Regions from separate parts of the Homo sapiens genome. Here region 2 is linked to region 1. A link is a loop called in an ENCODE intact Hi-C map of the cell type or tissue named here. Cell type or tissue: gastrocnemius medialis. All regions are shown on one strand. Each heading gives the region's core, and the rest is flanking DNA. Links, peaks and the distances in the headings are about the cores only.

Evidence for each region. Hi-C counts contacts between places; a loop is a spot of excess contacts. Peaks named below come from ENCODE experiments on the same cell type or tissue, not always from the same donor. Only the 100,000 strongest peaks of a DNase experiment are listed, where the experiment ranks them.
Region 2: a loop joins it to region 1, with 7 times the contacts of the local background. A loop is called at or near these places in 2 of 110 quality-filtered maps.

What each region holds. Positions count from the first base shown.
Region 1 is chr7:74,034,738-74,043,061 of GRCh38, reverse strand. It overlaps ELN (elastin), which reads right to left. Exons shown (of 33, transcript NM_000501.4): 2 at 7,648-7,698; 3 at 6,478-6,507; 4 at 5,323-5,355; 5 at 1,811-1,846; 6 at 356-448; 7 at 28-78. Among named protein-coding and RNA genes, the nearest start is that of ELN, 11 kb to the right of the region's middle. In gastrocnemius medialis, for the core only: no CTCF peak of the experiment used is centred there; DNase peaks (open chromatin) are centred at 2,786, 3,491 and 4,381; H3K27ac peaks cover 2,860 bases.
Region 2 is chr7:74,100,262-74,108,585 of GRCh38, reverse strand. It overlaps LIMK1 (LIM domain kinase 1), which reads right to left. Exons shown (of 16, transcript NM_002314.4): 6 at 2,606-2,711; 7 at 2,343-2,509; 8 at 1,393-1,576; 9 at 629-715. Among named protein-coding and RNA genes, the nearest start is that of LIMK1, 21 kb to the right of the region's middle. RefSeq lists enhancers at 2,612-3,112, 7,904-7,973. In gastrocnemius medialis, for the core only: no CTCF peak of the experiment used is centred there; DNase peaks (open chromatin) are centred at 3,655 and 7,325; H3K27ac peaks cover 1,537 bases.

The DNA.
Region 1 (8,324 bases), core at 253-8,252:
CAGGGAGTTCGGGGATAGCCATCGTACCTGCAGACACTCCTAAGCCACCAACTCCTGGGACACCACCAAGCCCAGCGCCTGCAGAGCCAGGACAGGTGAGGCATTGCGTAAGGAACAGTGGGGAGGCAGAAGGGCCCGGGGCTGCATGCTGAGGGCCCAGCATTGAGGTCTGGCCCCGTTACTAACTCACCTTCAGACTGGGCACAGCTAGCTGCCTCCCTGAGCCCCAGTAGATTGCAACTGACAATCCCACCCACCCGGCTCCCAAGCCTGAGTTGAGGGAAGGTTCTTTGCAAAGCGGAGGGCCCCACGGAAGCCAGAGGGCTTGTGGCATGTCCCAAAGAGCACCACTCACCAGCCTTAGCAGCTTTATAGGCTGCAGCAGCGTCAGCCACTCCACCAGGCACCAGAGCCCCCGGAAAGGTAACTGCGGGGAAGGCGCCGAGCCCTGCGGAGGGGAGGATGGGGTGAGGTCCTGAGCTACCACACCTATGAAGACTCCTACGCTCTGGCCCTGCCTGGCTGTGCCCCACTCAGGAAGCACATTGGAGGCTCTTCCGCTCTCTGCCAGACATCAATGCCTGCAGGACATCCATGTGAGCACTGCTCACCGGTAATGGATTTTTTTTTTTTTGACACAAGGTCTCACTCTGTCACCCAGGCTGGAGTGCAGTGGTGCGATCTTGGCTCACTGCAGCCTCAACCACCCAGGCTCAAGCAATCCTCCCGCCTCAGCCTTCCAAGTAGGTGGAACTACAGGTGCATGCCACTGTGCCCGGCAAATTTTTTTTTTTTTGTATTTTTTGTAGTGACAAGATTTTACCATGTTGCCCAGGCTGGTCTCGAACTCCTGGGCTCAAGCCATCTGCCCGTCTCAGCCTCCCAAAGTGCTAGGATTACAGGCGTGAGCCACCGCGCCTAAGTACCAGAACTAGATTGTGTGCCGAGGTTAATGTGTTAGACAGCTCTGACAAAACTGCATGGCTCTTTTTTTTTTTTTCCCTTTAGAGATGGGGTCTTGTGGCTGGGCACGGTGGCTTGAGCCTGTCATCCCAGCACTTTGGGAGGCCGAGGTGAGTGGATCACTTGAGGCCAGGAGTTCGAGACCAGCCTGGCCAACATGGTGAAACCCCGTCTCTACTAAGAATACAAAAATTAGCCGAGCGTGGTGGTGCACACTGGTAATTCCAGCTATTTGGGAGGCTGAGACACAAGAATCACTTGAACCGGGGAGGTGGAGGTTGTGGTGAGCTGAGATCAACTGCACCAGGTGCGGGGAGCTGAGACTGAGCCACTGCACTCCAGCCTGGGTGACAGAGTGGGACTCTGTCTCAACAACAACAAGAACAACAAAAGAGATGAGGTCTTTCTCTGTCGCCCAGGCTGGAGTGCAGTGACATGATCATAGCTCTCTGAAGCCTCAGCCTCCTGGGCTCAAGGGATCCTCTCACTTCAGCCTTCCTGAAAACTGCATGGATCTTTTGGGGTCAAATTTCCCCACCCACCTCCTCTAGAATGCCTTCCTGAACCCCTGCTGAGTTAAGCGACTCCCTTGGGCTTCCTTGGTCCATGGGGCTTCCTCCATGCAGCCTTCACTACTATGTTATAAAGGAACCCAGGTACTCAGCTGTGATTTCCTCATGTCCTGGGCAGCTGCTTGGGGCAGTTGGTATCAGCATCAGTCCCCGTCAGTGCCCAGGACGGAACCTGGCCTGCACCCTTGTTCCATGACCGTGCTGCATACCAGCCCTGGGTTGAGCTCAGGGGCTGGTCCCCACAGGGGATATCTTTCTTGGGTGTCAGCACTCACCTGCCCCAAGGCCAGCACCCGCAAGCCCTCCGGGAACTGTGGATAAGAAACAGAGACAGGAGTGTAGGCAGTGTTCCTAGGCCCAGAGTGGGAAATGTCTCCTGGAGTTAGGGCAGTGCTGTGATCAGCCACTCAGGTCCCTAGGCTGGTCCCTAAGCCTGTGATGCTCAGGGTCGATCCTGATAAAATAGCATCCACCAGTAGTTTAGTGAGCGACTACTATGTGCAGTGCAGGTGTCATTGCACCGATCCCTAACAAGCCTGGGCCAGGCCTGTGCTTCTCCTAGAAGCCCTGCTGGCTAACAAGATTCAGCAGGGCTTTCAGCAAGGGCTGGGACAGAGCAGAGTCCGTGAGCGAGACCTCACCCCAGGCCAGTGAGGTCTCTCTTCTGCTTCCTTGCAGATATCTCTTGACTCAGTCCCCTCCCCTTCACCTGCATCGGGGAACTCCTGTGTCCCCACTACCCATCTGTCCTTCCATCCAGCCTGCCCTGCAGCCCAGGAGCCTCCTACTAAGATGTTTATGAGACGCCAAATGGGTCCCTCTGGCTCTCTCCTCCCCACATCTGGGCCCAATCGCTTCGTCTCCCACTGCGGGAGACATTCCACTGCCTTGGCCAGGACCAATGGGCCATCAGGTCAGAGTTCACAACCATGCCAGGTTTGTTTCTAATTATGTGACGATCTCTCCTACAAGTGCTAGTCCTGAGCCTCAGGGGTGAGTCCTCTCCAGGGATGGATCCCAAACATGGAGCCTGCTGTACCCTGGAGAGGTCCCCCCTGGCTTTCCCTGGGTGTGGTCTCCGTTACTAACCACTCCTCGTCCCTCATTTCCTACTAGTGGGAGCTGGACCCCTCTGAAACTCAGCCAGCCTCATGTAAGAAGCATCTTTGCCTCCGGGCGGGAGTGCCTGGCGATCAGGCAGGAGTCACTTCCCAGCACCCGGGCCAGACCCACCTGCGCTGGCAGTCGCTTCTCTCAAGCCAGGCATGTTTCCTGAGCTCTGAGAGGGCAAGGGACATGCTCAGACCTTTCCTGTCCACAGAGGGGCTGGGAGGGGAAGCTGAGGACTGCACAGGAAGTGAGAAGAGGCTGGGGCTGCAGTGGGGGGCAGGCAGCTTCTCTGGGGCCATCTTCCTTTTTCCCATGATCCCAGCCTGAGCATCCTGTCATGTGGCCTGACCACTTCTGTCTCTGCCTGCCCTCCTTCCTTTGCACTCACCTGCCCCAAATGCCCCAAGGATTCTAGCATCTGGAAAGGAGGAGAAAGCGGGGAGGGGCTGACCACAGCTGGGAGTCCAGGGACCTGGCCAGCTCCATCCTCCTTCTTTCTAGAGTCAGAGAGTTCTAGATTCAGACCCTGCTGCTGCTACCCAGCCTCCATGAGCACAAGCAGGTCAATTTGCCTCTCCGATGAGGCTTAGTTTTTGCCATCTACAAAATGGCCATTATATCACCTGCCTTGCTGGGACCAGTGAGCATGTGTGCAGAAAGCACCTAGTTGTGCAACCTACCCAGGGCACACAGTGGGTGCTCCCAGTTCCTTCTTGTCCATGCCCGTGCCCCTCTCAGTGGGCGGCTGGCCTCTGGCTAGTGCTCAGGGTGTTGGGTGTGCAGGCTTCCAGCTGCCTGGTCCCCCGCTGAGAGCTGAGGCAGGGCAGGGCCAGCTTGGACCTGTGGTGGCGCCCACGTGGAAAAGCAGCTGCCAGGCCACCCACCCTCTGTCACCAAGGGATTAATTGTTCCCAAGCATGACACGCGCTGCCTGTGCTCCATTCCATCCTGCCTGGGCAGGCCCAGACGTCCTGGCAGCCCGGATGTGGGGGCCTCCCTGGGGGTGCCATGGGGGCTCTGCCGACCCTTCTGTAGCCCTGAGTCTTCGGGGAGGTCATGGAATCCAGCCCCTTGCCTGGAAACACTGCCCTTTTTATCAGAAGGAGATGCTCTGACTTTCCTTTGGATTGACTCCTTCACCCTGAGCTGGAAGTTCTTTCAGAAGTCTAACCTAAATCTTTCATTAACAAAAGCTTCACTTTTGCAACTACACATCCTGGAACTTCGTAGGGAGTTGTCTGTCTTTCCTCTGGTGTTTAACCACAACCTGCTATGTGTCTCTTGCTCCTAGTGGGATCAATGAATGTACCCTCCAGCTTTGCAGGCACAACCTCCTCAATTTGGGTCTTCTAGGCCAAGCACAGACCTACCTCCACACCTCTGCACCACTATCATCTCCCCTGTCCTCTCTTCACCGTCAAAGACCCTGCTAAGAACCCTCACCTGCTCCAGGAAGACAGGGTATAGGTGCTGGCGGGGATAAGTGGCAAGCTCCCAGGGTCTCCTGGCCTTGCAGAGCCCTGTAGACCCCAGGCACCCCGTTCTCCCGCCTCTCCTGGCTCCAGCCCTGGTGTTTCACAACCCAGATGGACTTTTAGCGCAGGGGAATCTGGGTCTTGAAGATTCATTTGCACTTGGATTATCAACTATCAGGATTTCATAAGAGCTCTTGGACATCTAAACTGTGTCCTGGAGACTTGGGCTTCTGAGCCAGGGCAACACAGCTCAGGGTGTGGGGCGGCCAAAGTCACATGTGGAGCGTCTCATGCCGAGGGACCATCAATCTGGACAGAGACGCTGTTTCCTCCACCTGCTCCTTATCCGCCAGTATTTCCCGGAGGGACCTGCCCCACCTTCCTTCCTGGGGGTGCATTCCCCAGAGCTGAGAGTGGACCCTCGTGGCAGATCCCAGCCCCTTGGGCGAGGCCAGGATAGATCCGGCCACACCTTCTTACTGGAAAACTCCGTGGTCTGGACACAGCTGGAAAGGGCCTGAGATTAGGAGGGGAGCTTATCCGGGGCCATGGTCGGTGCTCAGCTTGGGCTTGGGGTCAGGGCTTGGCCTAAGGCCAGGATTGGGGGTCCTGTGGGACCAGGGTCAGCAGGGTCAGGGTTCAGCCTGGGATTAGGCTCAGGGCTTGGGCTGGGGTTAAGCTTTGGCTTGAGACCAGTGCTCCATCTGGAGTCAGGAGAAGGGCTCAGAATGGCATCAAGGTCAGGGTGATCTGGGGTATTGGTCTGGGGTCAAGGGCTAGGGGACCACTCAGGGGAAGTCTGGGGCTGAGGATCTGTGTCTGAGCTCCCGAGGGTCATGTAAGGCTTGGAGGCCACTGGAACCGGAGCAATCCCTGATGTTGCCTCTAACAGCCTCTCCTTTGCAGAGAGGAGTCTCTGGACAGCTGGGTGAACACACATGCACATGTAGGGTAGATGCTAGACGCCCTCACACAGGGAGGACATGGAGCTGCTTCCAGCCTCTTGTTCCTGGAAGCCCTGGGACCTGGCCCCGGCCTACTCATCCTTGGGAGGCTAATCGGTGTCCACACCTCCCTCCTTCCTCCTGCCCGTTGGCTTCCTTGTCCTGTTCCTAGTTTCCTTGTCCCATTCCCAGCTGGGTAGGCTCCTCCCTCCCCAGCTCCCTCGCTGTCTCTCAATGCTCCGAGGCCTTGGGTCTTACCTGGCTTAAGAGGTTTGCCTCCAGGCCCCAGCGCTGCAGAGGGAAGAGAAGATAGTGAATGGGGTGGCCCAGCTTATCCATCTACTACTTATCCAACCCCCAACCCGGGCAAAGTGTGGGCAGTGTGGAATCACACACCCCAGGTCCTCCCGCTCAGACTTGGAGCCCCTGGGAACCTAGCTCTACTTCTAACTCGTGGTTTATACTCTCTGAGTCCCAGAGTCTCAGCCTCAAAAGGGGATGATGGGCTGGGGGTGGTGGCTCACGCCTGTAATCCTAGCACTTTGGGAAGCTGAGGCAGGCGGATCATCTGAGGTCAGGAGTTTGAGACCAGCCTGGCAAACATGGTGAAACCCTGTCTCTACTAAAAATACAAAAATTAGCCAGGCGTGGTGGCATGTGCCTGTAATCCCAGCTACTCAGGAGGCTGAGGCAGGAGAATCACCTGAACCTGGGAGGTGGAGGTTACAGTGAGCTGAGATCGCGCCACTGCACTCCAGCCTGGGTGACAAGAGCAAGACTTTGTCTCAAAAAAAAAAAAAAGAAGATGGTGCCTGCTCAGCCGGCTTGGCAGGGAGGTTTTTGAGGATAAAAAGAAATAGGAAGGGGCCGGGCAAGGGGCCGGGCAAGGTGGCTCACGCCTGTAATCCCAGCACTTTGAGAGGCCGAGTCAGGCAGATCACTTGAAGTTGGGAGTTCGAGACCAGCCTGGCCAACATGATGAAACCCTGTCTCTAGAAAAAATACAAAAATAAGCTGGGCGTGGTGGCACGCGCCTGTAGTCCTCGCTAATTGGGAGGCTGAGGGAGGAGCATCACTTGAACCTGGGAGGCAGATGCTGCAGTGAGCTGAGATCACGCCACTGCACTCCAGCCTGGGCGACAGAACGAGACTCTGTCCCCCCGTCCTCCCCCACCAAAAAAAAGAAGAAATAGGAAGGCAGAGGGCACCAGACATAAAGTCTAGGGGAGGGACTGGGAAGGCCAATGGGTTCTGGTTCTCAAAGAAGCCTCCTCCCACCGCCTGGATGCTGTCTGTGAAATGAGGGAGTCCTTGATGCTCGGGTCTCCCAGGGTTCTCAGGTCTGAGGATGCATGTGGCTCGGGTGAAACCCAGGCCCTTTCAGTGATGAACAAGTGTGGTTTCTGAGCTCACCTCCTCCTCCAAGGGCTCCGAGACCAGCCCCTGTGGGGGGAGAGAAAGAGAAAGAGAGATCATCGGTACTTCTGCCAGGCAAGCCCGCTGCCACCCCCAGCTATGGCTGAATCCACCTCTGCCTAACTACGTGACCTTGGGCAAGACCTGCTCTCTGCAAGCCTCGGTTTTCTCTTCTGCTTGGCCAGTAGTCCAGTGTCAGTATGTATCTGGGGGAGTGCTGGCGTCTCTCCCCACTTCCAGGTCACTTCTGTACACTCAAATGCTTTTTTTAATTTTTTAATTTTTTTTTATACGGAGTCTCCCTCTGTCGCCCAGGCTGGAGTGCAGTGGCGCGATCTCGGCTCACTGTAAGCTCCGCCTCCTGGGTTCAATCACATCATTCTCCTGCCTTAGCCTCCCGAGTAGCTGGGACTAGAGGCTCTCGCCACCACACCTGGTTAATTTTTTGTATTTTTAGTAGAGACAGGGTTTCACCGTGTTAGCCAGGATGGTCTTGATCTCCTGACCTTGTGATCCGCCTGCCTCAGCCTCCCAAAGTGCTGGGATTACAGGCTTGAGCCACCGTGCCTGGCCTCAAATACTTTTTAAGTATTGAAAGTATTACTTTTGATTTTTCTTTTCTTTTTTTCCCCTTTTCTTTTTAGAGACAGGGTTTTACTCTGTCACCCAGACTTCAGTGCAGTGGTGCTATTATAGCTCACTGCAGCCTTGAACTCCTAAGCTCAAGTGATCCTCCTGCCTCAGCCTCCCCAGTAGCTAGGACTACAGGCGTGCACCACTATGCCCAGCTAATTTTTTTTTAATTTCTATACTTCATTTTCATTTTTCTCAATGCAGAACATGGCTAATTTTAAATTTGTGTGTGTGTGTGTGTGTAGAGAGGGGGATCTCACTATGTTGTCCAGGCTGGTCTGAAACTCCTGGCCTCAAGCAATCCTTGTTTCTCTGCCTCCCAGAGTGTTGAGATTACAGGCATAAGCCACCATGTCCAGCCTGTATGCTCTTAATAGCTGTAAATCAATGTCTTGTTAATTGCATTTTTAAGTGGGTGTGACTTCTGGTAGGCGTGTCAATGTTCCTACCTTCTGTAGTGTCAAAATGTGCATCTATTATGGACATCAGCATCATCCGCATGACCTGGGTGTGTGGAAGTTTCATGTACGTTACCTGGATAAAAGACTCCTCCAGGAACTCCACCAGGAATGGCCCCAGGGACCCCTGAAAGGAAACAGGTAGAGTCAGTCCTCCAGGAGCCAGAACTATTAGGCTGGTGCAAAAGTAACTGCGATTTTTGCCATTACTTTCAATGGCAAAACCCACAATTACATGGAAACAAGAATAATGCTGATGGCAATAATGACATTGCTTGTCTCCAGAGCAGTTTCTGTTTACAAAGTGTGTTCTCATTCTTGCTCTTTGAAATCGGCCTGTGAAGTTGGAAGGGCAGGGCTTACTATCATCATTTTGTTTTGTTTGAGACTGAGACGGAGTCTTGGCCTTTCACCCAGGCTGGAGTGCAGTGGTGGGATCTCAGCTCACTGCAACCTCCGTCTGCCTGGGTCAAGCGATTCTGCTGCCTCAGCCTCCTGAGTAGCTGGGATTACAGGTGCATGCCACCAAGCACGGCTAATTTCTGTATTTTTAGTGGAGACAGGGTTTCACTATGTTGGGCAGGCTGGTCTTGAACCCCTGACCTCAAGTGATCTGCCTGCCTCGGCCTCCCAAAGTGCTGGGATTACAGGTGTGAGCCACCGCTCCCAGAGACTATCATCTTAAGACATGAAATCAGGCTCAGAGAGGTTAAGGGACATGCCTGGGGCCACACAGCTGGAAAGAGACGGGGC
Region 2 (8,324 bases), core at 271-8,270, 66 kb before region 1:
ACCTCCGCCTCCTGAGTTCAAGAAATTCTCCTGCCTCAGCCTCCTGAGTAGCCTGGATGACAGGCACTCACCACCATCATGCTGGGCTAATTTTTGTATTTTTAGTAGAGACGGGGTTTTGCCATGTTGGCCAGGGTAGTCTCGAACTCCTGACCTCAGGTGATCCGCCCGGCTCAGCCTCCCAAAGTGCTGGGATTACAGGCGTGAGCCACTATGCCCGACCAATGCAGTTACTTTTATTTTTTTTGGACACAGGGTCTTGCCTTGTTCCCCAGGCTGGAGTGCAGTGGTGCGATCATGGCTCATTGCAGCCTCCAACTCCTGGGCTCAAGCGAGCCTCCCACCTCAGCCCCCCGAGTAGCTGGGATGACAGGTGCACATTGCCAAGCTCGGTTAATTTAAAATTTTTTTGTAGAGACGGGGTCTTGCTATGTTGCCCAGGTTGGTCTCAAAGTATCCTCTCTCCTTAACCTCCCAAAGTGTTGGGATTACAGGCGTGAGCCACTATGCCTGGCCTGCTCGCTCTTCTTTCAATGGTTCCCAGAGCCCTTTTCCGACCTGTGTTGATGGGGCAGGGGTGAGCACCTGGAAGTCCCTCTGGAGGGAAGAGGGCATTCCGCTCACTGACCTCCTTGAGGAACGTCCTCTGGGTCTCCTCGTCGAACCGGATCAGCTCCTTCATCACCATCACCTCACCTGTCTCACGGTGTGTCACCTGCGTGTGGGACACAGAGGTGTGAAGACAGAAGCTCTGCTGTAAGCCCGCCTTCTAGGAAGCCCCATCTCCACCCCAGGACTGCCAGGGAGATGTGCAGATGGCTTCATACTCTAGGCTGTGCATGGGATGTTCCCAAATACCCAAGTGGATGGGATGTATTAATCCCTTGTCTTTTTTTTTTTTTTTTTGAGATGGGGTCTTGCTCTATTGCCCAGGCTGGAGTGCTGTGGCATGATCATAGCTCACTGCAGCCTTGAACTCCTGGCTCACAATCCTCCTGCCTAAGCCTCCCAAGTAGCTGGGACCACAGGCATGCACCACTATACCCAATTAATTTTTAAATTTTTTGTAGAGATGATGTCAAGGCTGGTCTTGAATTCCTGGGCTCAAGCGATCCTACAGCCTTAGCCTCTCATGGTGCTGGGATTACAGGGATAAACTACTGTGCCTGGCTAGGAGCCACCTTTCAATGACCTCCCGCACATAAGGTCTCAGTCTACCTGTAGGAGGTCCCCTGTTCCTAATTAGCTCCAGGAGGCCAAGGGAGGAGAGGGCACTGGCCAGGGAGTCTGGAAGCCAGATACCCCTTCCACTGTGTTTCCATAGACTGGGAAGGAAGGAGGATGGAGGGGTCCCACCCAGACTGTCCCCTGAGACCCTGGCATGCTCTGTACCTTGATAGCCTGGCCGAAGCAGCCCTTGCCCAGCACCTCCCCGTGGATGAGGTCCGACGGCCGGAAGATGCGGTGTGGCCGGCAGACTACGCGGAGGGACTCAGAGCGACCCAGGTCCTTGCGCTGGGAGGCCGGGGAGCCCAGTGAGCCAGCGCCCGGAGACCTGTCGATGCTGCAGCTCCTCCTGGGGGGCACACATGGTGCCAAGTGCCACCGGGGGACAGGTAGCACCCGGCCAAGGCCCTGCCCCTTCCTCCTCCTGCCTGCATGCCCCTGTCCATGCCAGTCTATGCAATCACCCCCTGCTTTGGGAGGGCCCGCCTGGGACAGTCCAAAGGCTGCCCATCCCAGTGTCTCGGCCTATCCTGGCTCTAGTGGCAGCCCCCAGCTCCCCTCAACCCCTCAGATCCTGCTCTGTCATCCTCTTTTTTTTTGAGACAGAGTCTCACACTGTTGCCCAGGCTGGAGTATAGTGGCGTGACCTTGGCTCACTGCAACCTCCATCTCCTGGGTTCAAGTGATTCATCTGCCTCAGCCTCCTGAGTAGCTGGGACTACAGGCACCTGCCACCAAGCCCGGCTAATTTTTGTATTTTCAGTAAAGATGAGGTTTCCCATGTTGGCCAGGCTGGTCTTGAACTCCTGACCTCAGGTGATCCACCTGCCTCGGCCTCCCAAAGTGCTGGGATTACAGGCATGAGCCACCACGCCTGGCCCCGTCCCCGGCTTTTTAAAAAATGTGTGTTTCCTCTTTTTTTTTGAGAGTGGGTCTTGTTTTGTCACCCAAGCTGGAGAGCAGTGGTGTGATGACAGCTTACTGCAGCCTCCACCTCCCTGGCTCAAGCCTGGGCTGCATTTGTGCAGGGCTGGCTCCCCGACCTAGGTCCCACAGCCCCTGAGCCCCAGCAGGAGTGAAAGCACCCAGCTGAACCGAGGAGCAGGCTGACTTACAAGACAGGTTTCTGCCGGGCAGAGCTGCCCGCCTCCCCGCTGGGAGTATAAGCCGGAGAGCTCAGGGGGCTGGTCTCAGGCCCCAGCCCGTGGCCCAGTGTATCGTGAGGGTCATGCTCGAGGGTCAGCTGGAGCAGGCGGCTGGTTTCCTGAATCAGCAGGTCAATCTGGGGACAGCAGGCATGTGAATGGGGGTGGAGTGGGGAGGGGGCTAGGCATGAAGGCACTACCTCCCGTCCTGCCCCACAGACTCAGGACCGTACCTCGTCCAGGGGCACATTTCGGATGGGCGTGCCATTGATTTCCAAGATCCGGTCTCCGACGTGGATGGAATTCTTCACATCTGGGCTCATGCAGCCCGGATCCACTCTGTGGGTAAGGCAGGGGTCAGGCCAGTGCCCACCTGTCCCTCAGAGCCCCAACAGGAAACCAAGGCGAAGGGCACCAGATCCAGGGTGAGCAGGTGGAGGATTCTACTTCGTGTGACTGGGAAGTAGCAGATGGCCAGAACACCGAGTTCTGGTTTCAGGGGAGGAATTCTGTAATCAATTACTGATGTCTGCCACAGGTGTGAGCTGGAGAAAGGTGGCACGCTTGTAGGCACTGGCCACCCACACAAGATGCTCAGCTGTTCCCATTCAATGGACCATTGTCTCCACCCTGGGGGAACAGATCTATCCTTCCAAATCCCAGGTATGTTTGGTCTCGAATTTTTTTTTTTTTTTTTTTTGGAGACAGAATCTCACTCTGTTACCCAGGCTGGAGTGCAATGGCACAATCTCAGCTCACTGCAGCCTCTGCCTCCTGAGTTCAAGCGATTCTCGTACCTCAGCCTCCTGAGTAGCTGGGATTACAGGTGCACACCACCACACCCAGCTAATTTTTTTTGTATTTTTAGTAGAGACGGGGTTACACCACATTTCCCAGGCTGGTCTCGAACTCCTGAGCTCATGCAATCCGCCCGCCTTAGCCTCCCAAAGGGCTAGGACTGGCCGGGCGCAGTGGCTCACACCTGTAATCCCAACAGTTGGGGAGGCCAAGGTGGATGGATTACTTGAAGTCAGGAGTTTGAGACCAGCCTGGCCAACATGGTGAAACGCCGTCTCTACTGAAAATACAAAAATTAGCCGAGCGTGGCAGTGGGCGCCTGTAGTCCTAGCTACTTGGGAGGCTGAGGCAGGAATTGCTTGAACCTGGGAGGTGGAGGTTGCAGTGAGTCAAGATTCTGCCACTGCACTCCAGCCTGGGTGGACAGAGCGAGACTCCGTCGCAAAAACAAAGTGCTAGGATTACAGACATGAGTCATTGCACCTGGCCTGCCTGGTATGCTTGGGGCAGATGAGTGCCTTGGGTCCCAAAAAGGTCCCGGATTAGTGGCTTCATATCTGACTCCCAAACTCGCCCTGCAAGAGGAGGCCAAGCTCTATTGCTCCTGCATTGGCAGGAGGGAGCTGGCAGCTTGCCCTGAGCCACAATTGCAGGGTGAAGACGGGAAAGAGACCCTCGATCAGTTGCCTATAAGCTAACTCACAAAAAGACCAATTTGCCAAATTTACTTATTTCTTTTAACTCTTCGGTGTTAGGGACCTGGTTTTCTTTTCTTTTCTTTTTTTTTTTTGAGACAGAGTTTTGCTCTTGTTGCCCAGGCTGGAGTGCAATGGAGTGATCTCGGCTCATTGCAACTTCCGCCTCCCAGGTTCAAGTGATTCTCTTGCCTCAGGCTCCTGAGTAGCTGGGATTACAGGCATGTGCCACCATGCCTGGCTAATTTTGTATTTTTAGTACAGATGGGGTTTCTCTATGTTGGTCAGGCTGGTCTTGAACTCCTGACCTCAGGTAATCCACCCACCTTGGCCTCCCAAAGTGCTGGGATTATAGGCGTGAGCTGGTTTTCATTTTGCCTCATAAAAGCTTTTTAGGGAATGCTCACTTTGTCTCTGCCCTAGGTCCTGGAGATGGAAAAGGGGATGGGGGTAAGGCAGAGAGGAGACTGAGAACTTTAAGAAAAACAGGGCCAGGTGTGGTGGCTCATGCCTGGAATCCCAGCACTTTGGGAGGCCAAGGTGGGAGGATTGCTTGAGACTAGGGGTTTGAGACCAGCCTGGGCAGCATAGCAAGACCCCATCTCTATGACATTTTTTACAGAAAATTAGCTGAGCATGGTGGCACACTCCTGTAATCCCAGCTATTTGGGAGGCTGAGGTGGGAAGATCACTTGAGGTCAGGAGTTCGAGACCAGCCTGAGCAAAATAGTGAGACCTCACCATTACAAAAAATAAAAAATTAGCCAGGCATGGTGGTGCTGCCTGTAGTCCCAGCTACTCGAGAGGCTGAGGCAGGAGGATCGCTTGAGCCCATGAGGTCGAGGCTGCAGTGAGCTATGATCATGTCACTGCACTCCAGCCTGGGCAACAGAGTGAGACCCTATCTCAAAAAAACAACCAAGCAAACAAAAAGACTATTCTCGTATGGGGGAGAAGCTCTTCCTTACAGTAACAAATGCAGAAGGAAGAACAGAGTTAGAAATTCAGCATTTGGTAGCCACCCTAGTAATAATCGCTACAGGCAAGAATCATCAATAGATGCTCAAATCATTTGGGGAAGGGTTTTTGGGAACAGGATATTTACAGACTCAAATCTCACAAATGGTTTATTGATGACAAAGGGAAAAAAATCCTTACAGTACAGAAAAAACAAGTAATCAAAGTGAACATCCTCAGCAAAGGGCACACTGACATCATATGTCTCCTGGCAAGATCCACTCGGAAGGACAGAGGATCACTTATGCAGTATCAGGCCAAACCTGCAGAGCCTGTCTCCCTAAGAGGAAACATCAGTCAAACCCAAATGCGAGGGCAGGTACGATGGCTCACGCCTGTAATCCCAGCACTTTGGGAAGCTGAGGCGGGAGGATCACTTGAGCCTAGGAGTCTGAGACCAGCCTGGGCAACACAGTGAGACCCTGTCTCTTTTTAAAAAAAAAAAAAAAAAAAAGGAAAAACATTTTACTTTAATGACTGGCCTGTACACTTCAAAAATGTCAAGATCATGAAGGGCAATGAAAGGCTGAGGAAATGGCCAGACGCAGTGGCTCATGCCTGTAAACCCAGCATTTTGGGAGGCTGAGGTGGGTGGATCATTTGAGGTCAGGAGTTCAAGACCAGCCAGGGCAACATGGTAAAACCCCGTCTCTAATAAAAATACAAAAATTAGGCATGCATAATGGTGCACGCCTGTAATCTCAGCTACTTAGGAGGCTGAGGCAGGAGAATCACTTAAGCCCAAAGGCGGAGGTTGCAATAAGCCAAGATTGCGCCATTGCGCTCCAACCTGGGCAACAAGAGCAAAATTCCGTCTCAAAAAAAAAAAAAAAAAAGATACTGATGACACATGACGATTAAATGCAATGTTGATCATGGACTGGACTGTGGATGAGGGGGAGATTGCTATAAAGGACAGCTCAGTAGTTCAGTATAGAGACAATAGGCAAAATTTGAATATGGTCTGTGTATTAGATAATGGTATCAATGTTACATTTCCAAAATGTGATCACTGAACTATAAGATACAATTGATAATTACATAACAGAATGCCTAGCCAGGCGTGGTGGCCCGTGCCTGTAGTCCCAGCTACTTGGGAGGCAGAGGTGGGAGGATCACTTGAGCCTGGGAGGTTGAGGCTGCAGTGAGCTGTGATCGCATCACTGCACTCCAGCCTCAATGACAGTGATACCCTGTCTCCAAAAAAAAAAAAAAAAAAGAGAAGGTCCTTCTTTTGAGAATATCTAGCATAATTGTGGGGGAGTCAATGATCCCTGCAACTTACTCCCAAACGATCAATAAATAACAACATGTACATGTATGTACAAATATAAACAAGTCACTAAACATGTATATGTATCTGTATCCATATATGTATATATAGAGAGACACACATATAACTCCCAAATATGGCAGTTACGAATTGGTGAACCTTGGTGAAGGGTGTGTATGTATTCAATGGACTTATTATTTTAGCAAATTTTCTATAAATCTGCAAAATGCGAAGATGAAAAGTTGAAAAAAACCAAAGAAAATATTTTCATTGATACAGGCTTTGCATGCATATAACCTTAAAAATAAGCCAGGCATAGTGGCTCACGCTTGTAATCCTAGCACTTTGGGAAGCCAATGTGGGAGGATTGCTTGAGCCCAGGAGTTCAAGACTAGCCTGGGCGACACAGCAAGACTCAGTCTCTACAAAAAATTAAAAAATTAGCTGGGTGTGGTGGTGTGTGCCTGTAGTCTCACTACTCAGGAGGCCGAGGTGAGTGGATTGCTTGAGCACAGGCATCTGAGGCTATAGTGAGCTATGATTGTGCCACTGCACTCCAGCCTGTATGACAGAGCAAGACCCTGTCTCAAAAAAAAATTGTGTGTCTATATATATATATATATATATATGACATACATATGTAAATTCCTTAGAATCTCACATCCTCTCCCTTGGTTTGCTAAAGCAGCAGGTGGCCTGGATAAATTAGACCTTCCTTAAAACGCTGCTATACACAAAATGAAAAGCGGTCAACTAAAACCAGTTTAAAACAAATAAGTAAATCTTTGGCAAGTTGGGCTCTTTCTGGGAAGGGTGTGGCTCTTTGCAGAACTGGGATGTTCCAGATGTTGGCTGGGCGAATGCTTACCCAGTGAGGCAGACAGGGAGGAGACGTCATTAACTGTCTTCTTCATTTTTATTTTAGAGATAGGGTCTCGCTCTGTCGCCCAAGCTGGAATGCATGGTGTCATCATAGCTTGCTGCAGCCTCCACCTCCTGGGCTCAAGCAATCCTCTCACCTCAGCCCTCCGAAGTGGCTGAGATAACAGGCATGAGCCGCTGCACCCAGCTGACTGTCTTCATTTCTAAAATTCTGCCTGGATTTCAGGGACCAGCTGCAGCCTCTGACTCTGTGGGGACCTCCCTTGGCCCTCTGGTAAGAGCCGTTGGTCTGGGAGTTTCCTCATCTCTTTCAAGCAGCTGTCTGCTCATCATGTATGTAAAGCAGCTGCTGGCTTGGCTGATGTCAAGGGATGGAGACACACAGTCAAGCCCAGTATAATTTTCTGTCCCCAGGGCCACCTTCACATCTCAACAGTGCCTATGCAGTGCCAGGCACCTGCCAGGTGTACAAGAAACATTCACTGCGTCAAATGAAAGCTAGCACTTGGTAGGGCCGGGCGTGGTGGCTCATGCCTGTAATCGCAGCACTTTGGGAGGCCGAGACGGGCGGATCACGAGGTCAGGAGATCGAGACCATCCTGCCTAATATGGTGAAACCCTGTCTCTACTAAATATAAAAAAAAAATTAGCCGGGCATGGTGGCAGGTGCCTGTAGTCCCAGCTACTCGGGAGGCTGAGGCAGGAGAATGGCGTGAACCCAGGAGGCGGGGCTTGCAGTGAGCCGAGACCACACCACTGCACTCCAGCCTGGGCGACAGAGCGAGACTCCGTCTCGAAAAAAAAAAAAAGAGAGAGAGAAAGCTAGCACTTGGGCCGGGCACGGTGGCTCACACCTGTAATCCCGGCACTTTGGGAGGCCGAGAAGGGAGGATCACTTGAGCCCAGGAGTTTGAAACGAGCCTGGCCAACATGGTGAAACCCTGTCTTTACTAAAAATACAAAAATTAGCCACATGTGGTCACCTGTAGTCCCAGCTACTCAGGGGGCTGAGGTGCAAGAATTGCTTGAACCTTGTGGGTGGAGGTTGCAGTGAGCTGGTATCACACCACTGCACCCCAGACTGGGCGACAGAGTGAGACTGTCTCAAAAAAAAAGAAGTGACCAATTGCCCAAAAGTAGAAACACTGCATGCTACTTCTCAAGGTGTCAATAAAGGCGCCACAGAAATCTTAGAAAGCTCCAAGGTATCCAACTCCCTCATTGTTCAAACAGACCCCCAAAGCCTAGAGAGAAAGCAGCTGCTCAAAGTCACACAGTAATCTAATC